Linked DNA regions of Mus musculus: region 1 is linked to region 2. A link is a loop called in an ENCODE intact Hi-C map of the cell type or tissue named here. Cell type or tissue: left cerebral cortex. All regions are shown on one strand.

The links. Peaks named below come from ENCODE experiments on the same cell type or tissue, not always from the same donor. Only the 100,000 strongest peaks of a DNase experiment are listed, where the experiment ranks them.
Region 1: it touches region 2 in a loop (8-fold over the local background); 5 of 42 quality-filtered maps call a loop at or near these places.

Annotation. Positions count from the first base shown.
Region 1 is chr7:63,920,161-63,925,160 of GRCm38, reverse strand. All of the region lies in intron 1 of Klf13 (Kruppel-like factor 13), which reads left to right. E030018B13Rik (RIKEN cDNA E030018B13 gene) reads right to left here. Exons shown (of 3, transcript NM_001256311.1): 3 at 4,622-5,000. Among named protein-coding and RNA genes, the nearest start is that of E030018B13Rik, 5.8 kb to the right of the region's middle. In left cerebral cortex, CTCF peaks have their summits at 810 and 1,960 (motif pointing right); DNase peaks (open chromatin) are centred at 66 and 771; H3K4me3 peaks cover 449 bases; H3K27ac peaks cover 3,000 bases.
Region 2 is chr7:64,030,523-64,035,522 of GRCm38, reverse strand. No RefSeq gene overlaps it. Among named protein-coding and RNA genes, the nearest start is that of Gm20670, 24 kb to the left of the region's middle. In left cerebral cortex, a CTCF peak has its summit at 2,422; DNase peaks (open chromatin) are centred at 1,636, 1,866 and 2,282; H3K27ac peaks cover 1,784 bases.

The DNA.
Region 1 (5,000 bases), 110 kb after region 2:
CGACAGCTGGCACAGCGTAGGCTTCGGAGTACTGGCTGAGGGCCAGAGGCTAGGAGCGCTTACGTAAACACCACACCAGGATTTATTGGCTTTGAGGCTGATTAAGTTCCATGGAAAATTTTGGGGAGCTGTTTCTCTTCTCAGATGCCCATAAGTGGAGCTTCCAGAGCCCGGGGGCCACCTACCTTCCTGCCCAGAGCCAGTCTTCCTGGAGGAGTCTAGGGTGTGAACTGGTTTTACACCTCAGCCATGCCAGTGAGGATTATGTTTGCTGTTAAACTCTAACTGTTCTTGCAGGCAGTCTGGCAGCCTGGGTCAGCTGCACCTGGCCAGGCTCTCCTGCCCACATGCTTGGCTGTTGATGGGAGTGTCCCTGTGGGAATGGCCAGCCCATGAGTAGATTCAGCAGCAGGTTCCCATGGCCTCCTGTTTTGCCAGGGTCTCTTCTCCGACAGGTCACCTTATATATCCTTGCCCCAACAAAGAGCCTGGTGAGTAAGCTGGGAAGCGCATTCATTCACTTTTCTGGCCAGAAATGTTGGTCTAGGTCACCTGGTGGATGGTTTATCCATTGAGGCTCCCCTTACGGTTGTGTAGTGTCAGTCTCGTGGTTTATGTATGTCAAGGGGGCTGGATTGTTTTATGGGCTGTTTATTCCATTTTCAGTGTGGACCTGCCAGGAAAGCAACTCTCTGCAGTAGCCGTTAAGAGTTGTCACATGTGGCAGGCCCCCAACCCAGCACCAGAGGAATGTCCAGATTGGCTGCCCTGATTTCAGATTCAGGGCTGCCTTTGCTTCCCCTGTCTAAACATGCCAGCTCCTCCTGCTTTCACTAGGGAGCAGCAGCTGGCCTTCAGCAAGAGGCCTGGCCTAGCCCCTGAGTAGAGAGCTGCCTGGTGTCCCCATCACTGAGAGTACCTTCCCACCCCACTCTGTGTAACTTAGACATGGTCCTGCTAATATGACCAAGGGTTATCTTTTTAAGGATGTTTGCAGAATTGAGGTTTTTGGGTTTTTTTGTTTTCCAGAATTTATTTTATTGTGTTAAAAACCAACTAGAGTTTTTACCATTGCAACGAGGGGTGGTGAAGACCCTAAAGCATGGACACGAGACTTTTGTTGTGTTGTCTATAAGGCCCAGTGGTGTTGCTGTCTCTGTCCCTGGCCAGCTGTGTGAGGTTTGACTTCATAGATGGCGTGCTTTAGTGCCCTTCTTTAAAAACCTCTTGGTGTTTCATTTTTTTAAAAGTTGCTCTTACATTTACTTTTGTGTGTGTGTGCATGCACACGTGCACATCCCACAGCATACATGTACGTGGAGGTCAGAGGACATCCCGGGGGAGTGAGTTCTCTCTACCATGTGGATTCCAGAGATCAAACTCAGCTTACCAGGCTTGGTGACAGGTGTCCTTACCCATTGTGCTATTTTGCTTTGAGGAATGCATTCTGTTTGATAATACCTTATTGTGTAAACAAAGATACTATAGCTCATTAGTAAGGAGCCTTGGCCTTGAAGTACAAGCGGGCTGAACACCACCCTGAGTTTTCATCCTTAGTTCCAGTCTGTCTGGTCATGATGACCTCTGAAGAGCAGAAGAGAAAATGACTCAAATGTCCAAGAGGGTTTGTGCTTAGGCACCCTGTGGCACCTACCCACCCCTGCCTGCGTGCATGGATGTTGCCTGATAAAGCAGAATTTCATGTACTGAAGGGGTTTTTTTTTTTTTTTTCTTTTTTTTTTTGGCTTTTGGTGTTTTTGTTTGTTTTTCAAATCAGGGTTTCTGAATGTAACCAGCCATGGCTGTCCAGGACTCCCTTTGTAGACCTGGCTGGCCTTGAACACATAGAAATCTGCCTCTGTCTCCCAAGTGCTGGGAGATACCACACCCTGAATTGTCCTGGAAGTTTTTAATGTAACTCTTTTGCTTGTAAGTTCACCATGTGAGTGCAGTACATTCCAAGGCCAAAAGAGGGCTTCAGATCCCCTAGAGCTGGAGTTATAGACAGTGGTGAGCCACGATTTCAGTGTTGGGAACTGAACCTCCCTCATCTGTAAGAGCAGCATGTGCTCTGAACTACTGAGCCTTCTCTTTAATAGCCCTGCAGTTTTGCTCATGGATGCCCAGATGGTTCTGCTGCTTGTCATGCCCATAGATCCCCATAACCTTCTCTGAAGGACCTAACTACAGCAGAAAGAACTGCAAGCTTCCATGAGCATCCTTGGATTGCTATGGAGACCTCCTAGCTAGTATTAAACTGGGTTCAGATTAGGGAGTGTCAGCCCCATCTCATTTGTTGCTAGGTAACCAAGACCTCCCAAGTTCAGTTAATTGTATTCAGTTGGACTAATTTATCAGGAGCAGATAATCTGAAACCTCAAGGTGAACGGCTTGGATAAGGCTTAGTGGGCTGAAGGCCAGTAGCCCACACCAGGTCTGTAGTTTCAGACAGTTTCATAGGAGGTGGCAGCAATGCCAGCCTTGCAAAGTGTCCCCACCCAAAGAGAAACAGTCCCGAGTCCAGATGTGCTCTGGGCTATACTTTCCAGAAGTCTTGAGCAAGGGTGTTAGCCTGTTCTACAGGGAAACTAGCACCATCCAGGTGTCATGGCCGATTTTGTACCTTCATAGTCTGAAGGCTCAGACATGCTGTTTGTAGACACATACCCAGTATTTCTGTGGACTCCTGGGACAGGCCTGCTGTCAGTGCATGGACATGAGTGGCATAGGGAGCCTATTAGGACACAGAAGACCGGCTGCTCTATCTGTGACCTCCCTGGGCTGCTCTGGCTTCAGCAGGCATTCTTTTCAGAAGTGATTACTTTTGCCAGCTTTAGCCTCCTACCACCCCCATGCTCCCCTCCCCCACGCTCCGTCACCCCATGCTTAATTTTCTTTGGGGGGGGGGGAGCAACTCTATTTGCAAATGCAACAATTGTTTCCTAAAGGGAAGCCTGGAAGCATTTTTGAGGTTGGCTTCTCAGCTGTGAACCACCCTTTCTACCTCTTTCCTGTCTTCTCGGCATCTTCCCGTTAGTGTATTTGGCATGAAAATGCTTCCTGTGTGGTCTGAGGTGAGCATGTTGACTGATTATAAATAAGAACATGGCTTGCCTTTCCCCTTGTATCTGATTGCTCCCGAGGTATGATACCTAAGAATGTTGCCCCTGTGGAGAACCTATTTGTTGGGGAACATGAGGTAGCTTGACCTTCTGCCTGCGCAAGGCCCTGCTTAGACAGAGCATGCTGCTGCCATGCATTTCTGAGTTCTGTTCCTGTGGTCTTTAGAACAGTCTCTTTCCCTCCCTCCCTCCCTGACTGCTCGCGCTCTCTCTCTCTCTCTCTCTCTCTCTCTCTCTCTCTCTCTCTCTTCCCCCCCCCCTTTTTTGGGGAGTGGGTGGGTAGGGCATCTGATCCCCTTTAGGGGCTGTCCTATACCCTATACAGGATGTACTGCTTAGGCGTCTACTCAGAACCATCCTGGAAGATCCAGTGGCGAGGCGGTTTAATTGACCACATTTGGATGTCCTGAAGACCATGGAGTAAGTAGAAAGCAAAGCTTGGGGGCTGTTAGAACAGATGTATAAGAGATGTACTCTGTGTTCCAGGAAGCCTCCCATCTCTGCCCATGTACTGTGTGTACCTAGGCCATGTGCTGTTCTAGGACTTGCCTCCATCTTTGTGCCTAGCAATAAGAAGGAAAATGGGAAGACATGAAGACCAGTAGGGATTTCTGTGGAGACCCTTGGAGTCTGGTGCTAATTTGTCCCAGTAAAGACCAGATACCTACCCATGAGCCTCCACCCTGGTCTATAGAAGCTCAACCTACATCTCATTGGTAGGAGACAGTTTACAACTACAGGAAAAAAATGGCTAAGTGTTGGGCTCAGGCTCTGCTATCATACCATGTAAGACAGAATGGCTGTGCACCTTCTGGCAGAGGTACCCCTAGAAGGCCTTCCTAGAGAGGCCCAAGTGTGTAGGTAGCTTACATGTACCCTTGACTCCAGTACATAGTATTATCCAACCTAGCCTTCTTAGTAGGCTTGGGAGGTGCTGAGGCTAGTCCCCTGAACAGTCTTAGCTTGGGAATGGTCTCGTGCCCAGCCCACTCAGCCCGTGGGTTGTGTGTGGCTGGTTCCCATTTCCTTTATGTGAGGTAGCTTGCATTGCCCTCAGAGACCTGTGAGCCACATGTTGCTTTGGTCAGTGGTCAATAAATAAAGTACTATGTATAAAGAGCCTGGCTTTCAAGGATGCCTTTAGTCTGATGAATCTTCCTCAGCCTTAAGACACACACCCAACAGTACTTTCCAGCCCATGGGCACTTGGTACCTGTGAGGTAGTGGCCTTGTTTTTGCCCTATTGCTTACGGGCAGGAATTCACTTAGGAGCTGAGCCTCAGTTCCCTCTGCCTGGCTTGCTTATTTATTATTTATTTATTTATTTATTTATTTAACTATTTGGGTTTTTTAATTTATGTATTTTGATAATTGTCTTTTCCCTCCTCAACTCTTCCCTGAGCCTCCCTACTTTCCCGTCTACCAACTTGTTCCCTCTCCCTCTCCCTCTCTGTCTCTCCCTCCCTCCTCTGTCAAGAAAGAATCCAAACAATGAACTCACAGAGACTGTTAGCATGCATAAGACCTGCTGCTGGAATTCAAACCAGACAAAATCCCAGCATGGATACAAATGGATACAAAATACTCCTAATGAAGAAGCTATTGCAATTGATACTTGCTGGCAAAGGAAATTACTAGAAGGTTAGAAGGTTATCACTGGATGTATCAACCACACTCCAGGGAGGCCTCATGCTCAGGAGCAGTTGACACAAAATGGAGACCATGGATATTTTGGGGGTACTTTTTTGTTGTTGTTCTGCTTGGTTCTCTTCTCCTTATACATTACCATGGTCAAGTGGCCATGGTATTGTAAGGTATTGTAGGGTCCTCCCTGGTCTTGATGTGTAGGGGAAGGCAGCTAGCTAGGTGGAGTGAAGG
Region 2 (5,000 bases):
ATTCCCTGTGGCTTCGGTCGTTCCCCATCTTGGTGGATGTTGGCCACGTGGAGATCTGTGTTGGTAAGGGCTGAAAACTAGCCTGCAAAGAAAGGAAGAAATGATGCCAGAGAGATGAGAGGCAGGGGGATAACAGATTACGGGGAGGGTGACTGAGCCCCCACCCCTGACTCAGGTACTGGCAGAATCCAGATTGTATGGTGTGTCTGTTATCTGTCAACGGGAAGTTTGACAACTTAGAAAGCTCACTTGGCCTCAGCAGTGGGGGCAGGGGGCTGGGAAGAGCTCAGCTAGCAGTTCTGACTGACTGACCATCAGACTGTCCTGGTGATCATCAGGCCTCTAGTGACAGGGACAGTGGTCCGTGGAAGCTGTTGTGTGTGAGGTCTTGCTTTCAAGCCATACCCGTGACTATAGGAGGGAGGCAGCTCCTCACCCCACAGGCCTCAGATAACTGCTGTTAACTTGGCTTCTCTCAGAGCCAGTGACCAGACAGAGGTAGAAGCTGACAGTGGTATAGACATAGGATACAGCATGGCATCCTTACAATTCCTCCTGGTTAGTTTTGTGTTTGTGTGTGTGTGTGTGTGTGTGTGTGTGTGTGTGTGTGTTATTTTGTGTTTTGTTTTGTTTTTGTCTTTTTTGTTGTTGTTTGGCTGGTTGGTTTTTGTTTTTCTGGGTTTTTGGGGGGATGTTTCGTTTTGTTTTCTTGTCAGTTTTATACAAGCAACAGTCATTTGGGAAAAGGAAACCTCCACTGAGACACTGCATCCATCAGACTGGCCTGTCAGCAAGCCTGTGAGGCATTTTCTGGGTTAATGATTGATATAGGAAGGCCTTGCCCACTGTGAGCAGTACTACCCCTGGGAAGGTGGTCTTGAATTTTGTTAGGAAGCAAAGGTGAGCAAGCCACAGAAAACAAACCAGTAGGCAGTATTCCTCCATGGTCTCTGCTTTAGTTCCTGCCTCCAGATTCCTGAATTGGCCTCCCCTGGAACCTGAACTGTAAGATGTAAGCTGAAACAAGCCTTTTCCTCCCCCAGGGTGCTTTTGGTCATGGTGTTACTATCAAGAGAAAACAAACTAAGACACAGGCCAAGGAAGTGGCATGCCCTCCTTTCTTAATGGCGTTGAGACCGTATGCATCCCCTGAAGATCAGTAAGGTAAATGCTTTGCCCCAGTGGTGCTGTGAGAGATTATTTATGGGATGAAGCCAAGAGAAGCCTTCAGAGTCTGGGATTGTGGGGACTGTTGGACCCTCACTCTTTTGTACTCCCCCAGTGAGGTGAAGTGTTTGCTTTGCCACACACCCCTCAGCGAGACACCAAATCCACAAGCTACAAAGCCTATGCTTTTGATAAGTTTGTCACCTTGGACATTTGCGACAGTGACAGGAAACAGGTCAGCATATCTCTGCCTTCTGTGACTGGTCTCTGAAGGCAGTCAGGGTCGTGGGAGTCAGCCTGTGGCAATAAGTGGCCACTCCTGCCTGGGACTGTGTCTGTATCTCCATCCCAGCCGTAAGAGTAGAGTGGCTGGCTCCCGTCTTCAGCTTCATCTGGCCCATCTTCTCTCAAATCTCGTCTGCATCTTCCCTGTGTCATGCATTGTGCACGGAGCGTGCTTCACTAATTCTCTCCTTGCATGAAGAAATGAACTCATAAAGACAGACCCAACACTGGTCCTGTTTCAGGGAGCCCATGGGTCAGAGAAGAAGAGAGATGGAGCTGGTGACTAAAGGCATATATCCCCATTTTAAGCACCAGAACAATTAGGAGTAGAAAAGCCACAGCCCCTTCCCTGTGAAGCGGGAAGAGCAAGAGAAGGAACAGGCCTGGTGTCTCACACTTAAGCACAAAAGAAAGCCCTGTTGGAAAAGAAAGGGCAGAGCAGGTGAGCACAGAGAACCTGCCTTGGCGGAGGCCCCAGAAGCACCTTTGAGTAGGAGGAGGGTGCCTGACAGCTTGTCACCAAGTCAGAAAACAAAGGGGTCAACCTCTGACCTCTCCAGGCTGAGATTAGCTAGAGAAACCCATGAATCATTTACTTTTCTTTCTTTTTTTTTTTTTTTTTTGTCACAAACACAGTTAATGGTTTGAGAGTAAAGAGTAAAAAATTGAGCCCCAAATTAAACCACGAAGGCGCCCTCCCGCCATGTGCTCTGCACCCCGCAAGGTGTCTTCTTACAGAACTGTAGAGTCGCCCAGAAACAAGCGTCTAATTATAGCTCAGCCATCTGCGGAGCTAAAACAAGGGGCTCATCAACACTATCTTTCAGGTTTTTCACTAAGTCAGAACAATCTGCTAAAAATATCCTGTACTGTATCCGCAACGCCCCCAAACAATGTGTTTTCCCGGCACCGCAGCCTGCCAGCTCCCCATAGCCCTGGAAGCCCAGGGGGAGCAAGGAGCCCAGCTGGCAGCCGCCATGTCCTTTCTGTGCCTGGTTTTCATCCTGAGTGTCATCACTGGACAGTAGAGGACAGAGCAGAGCAAAAGTTAGGACTGGATCCCAGCCTGCCACAGAACTCCAGGCAGATGTCCACTGGGTGAGTTTCCTAGGAGCCTCTCAGGGATTCTGGTCAAAGAGCAGGTCCTCAGAGCCAAGAATCCTGCTGAGTCTACTGGCACTGTCATGTCCCCAACTCTCACCCCAACAAGGGGCCCCAGACACTAATGTGTTGCCCATGTAGAATCTTAGTATCAATTAGAGAAACAGACAACCTTAACTTCACAAGCCACCTGCATACTGGACTGGAGACTCCTGGGAGCACATAACTTACTCAACAGTCCACAGCATCCTGTGGAATATGTTCATTAGAAAAGACAGGAATGCTTGGGCCTCCGAACCACTGTTGGTCTTAAGGAACAATCAAGTCTCCCAGGCCACCCAGGAAGGAGTCAGGGTGGAGGTCCTGTGCACATGAAGGCTGGCACCCTCAGGGTACAACTGAGTCAGGAGGGTGACTGAGAAGCCATGTTGGACATCAGCCAAAGACACCAGACCAGGTATTCAAGGGGTGATGATAAATACAGGGGGCATAGGGTGCAGCTGTCAGGGCCTGAAAGTAAGCACCACTGTAGAGCTGCAGAGAAGAGAGCTTGTGAGAAGAGGGCGAGACAGAGAGCACAGAGTTTACATCTTTTCTTCCTGACGAGAAAAGCGATCCTAAAGGCAGGCCTGAAGTAGAAGGATTGAAGGCCTAATAGGCTCCGTGAGGATAAATGAAAAGAAGTGGGTTGAAACTTGGTGATAATAGCATGTCGTGTGGCTGAGACAGTCACAGCTTTGATAGAGCAACCCTCAGGGAAACATCTCACCAAGTGCAGGGCCAGAGCTCCAAAGGCTAAGGTCCTCTCTCACTGTGGGAAAGGCAAAATGTTGAGCTCATGGTTTATAAATATAATTCTTAATTTTACATATAGTAAGAATTCCAAGATATTCCAAGATGTCTCTGAAGAAGAATATATATCAATCTTCCGTACCCAAAGAGGGCATCAGGTCCCATTATAGATGGTTGTGAGCCACCATGTGGTGGCTGAGAATTGAACTCAGGACCCCTGGAAGAGCAGCCAGTGCTCTTAACCTCTGAGCCATCTCTCCAGCCTCTACATACAATTTCAATAGAGTCAAATTATGAAAATAAATTTCAAGGCCAGATTTTAGCCCAACTATATCAATAATTAAATTTGTATAATTAGTTAATTAAACATATAAAGTATTCCAACTAAAAGACAAAGATATAACTGAAACTGGAATTTTTAAAGTATGGCTGTGTGTTTTTGGAAAGACTTCCGAAACACAGGGTGAGAGAAAAGTTGAAAACCAAAGGTTAAGAAAAGATGCACAGGGGTTGGGGGTTTAGCTCAGTGGTAGAGCGCTTGCCTAGGAAGCGCAAGGCCCTGGGTTCCGTCCTCAGCTCTGGGGAAAAGGAAAGGAAAGGAAAGGAAAGGAAAGGAAAGGAAAGGAAAGGAAAGGAAAGGAAAGGAAAGGAAAGGAAAGGAAAGGAAAGGAAAGGAAAGGAAAAGATACACAGAGCTGAGGAGATGGCTCAATGGATAAAATGCCAGCTACACAGCACCCTAGTAAAAGCCAGACATAGCAGTGTGTGCCCGCAATTCCTGGGCTAGGGCATAGAAATGTGCAGATCTCAGAGGCTCCCCAGCCAGCCAGTTTAAACAAATGCCAGGCTTCAGATTTAGTAGAGACCCAGCCTTAAAAGTTAAGGTAGACAAGTACAGAAGAAGGCATTCCAACTTCAACCTTGGGCTTCTACTCATGCCTGCCAGCACAGTTGAGCATGCCCATATATGCACACATACATGCACGCTTGTGAGTGTGTGTGTGCGCGCACACACACACACACACACACACACACCAACATGCCTAGTAAAAACATAAATAAGAAAACAAAGATGCACAGGTCCATTTTTCTTGACTATAATGACATAACTAAGGCTGGCTAATGTATGAAGAGAAAAGGTTCATTTAGCTCTGAGTTCTAGAAGTTTAGGGCCTGGTACTGGCATCAGCTCAGCTTCGGGGAAGGTCTTATGGTGGAAGTTATCAGAGTTGCAGAGCAGAGGCCCAAGTGAGAAGTTACAGGGTGAGGCAAGTAGACAGGGAATGAACTTTCCCAGAGTAGTCTCTGGACCTACAGATATGACTCTGCCGCAGGGTGCTCTCTGCTGCCATAGTCAGTGGTAACCACTATGTGGGGCTGAGGTACAGGAACATCCATCTTTGTGTGGTCTGACACCAAGCTGCCTCATGAGGCATCTTTACCTTTGGGTCTTTCCACCTCTGGCCACAGATCCTGAGAAGCCTCAGGAATGAGACATGAGATCCAAGGTGAGGACAGAAGTATAGTATGGGTGGGTGGGAGGATGTGCGGTTCTTAGCTCCAGACGTAGCAGGCCTGGCAGAGCCCCTCTGTGTCCTGGGCATCACTGGGTACCCACACAGTTAGCACCTCCTGAGACTATTGAGTACAGCCAT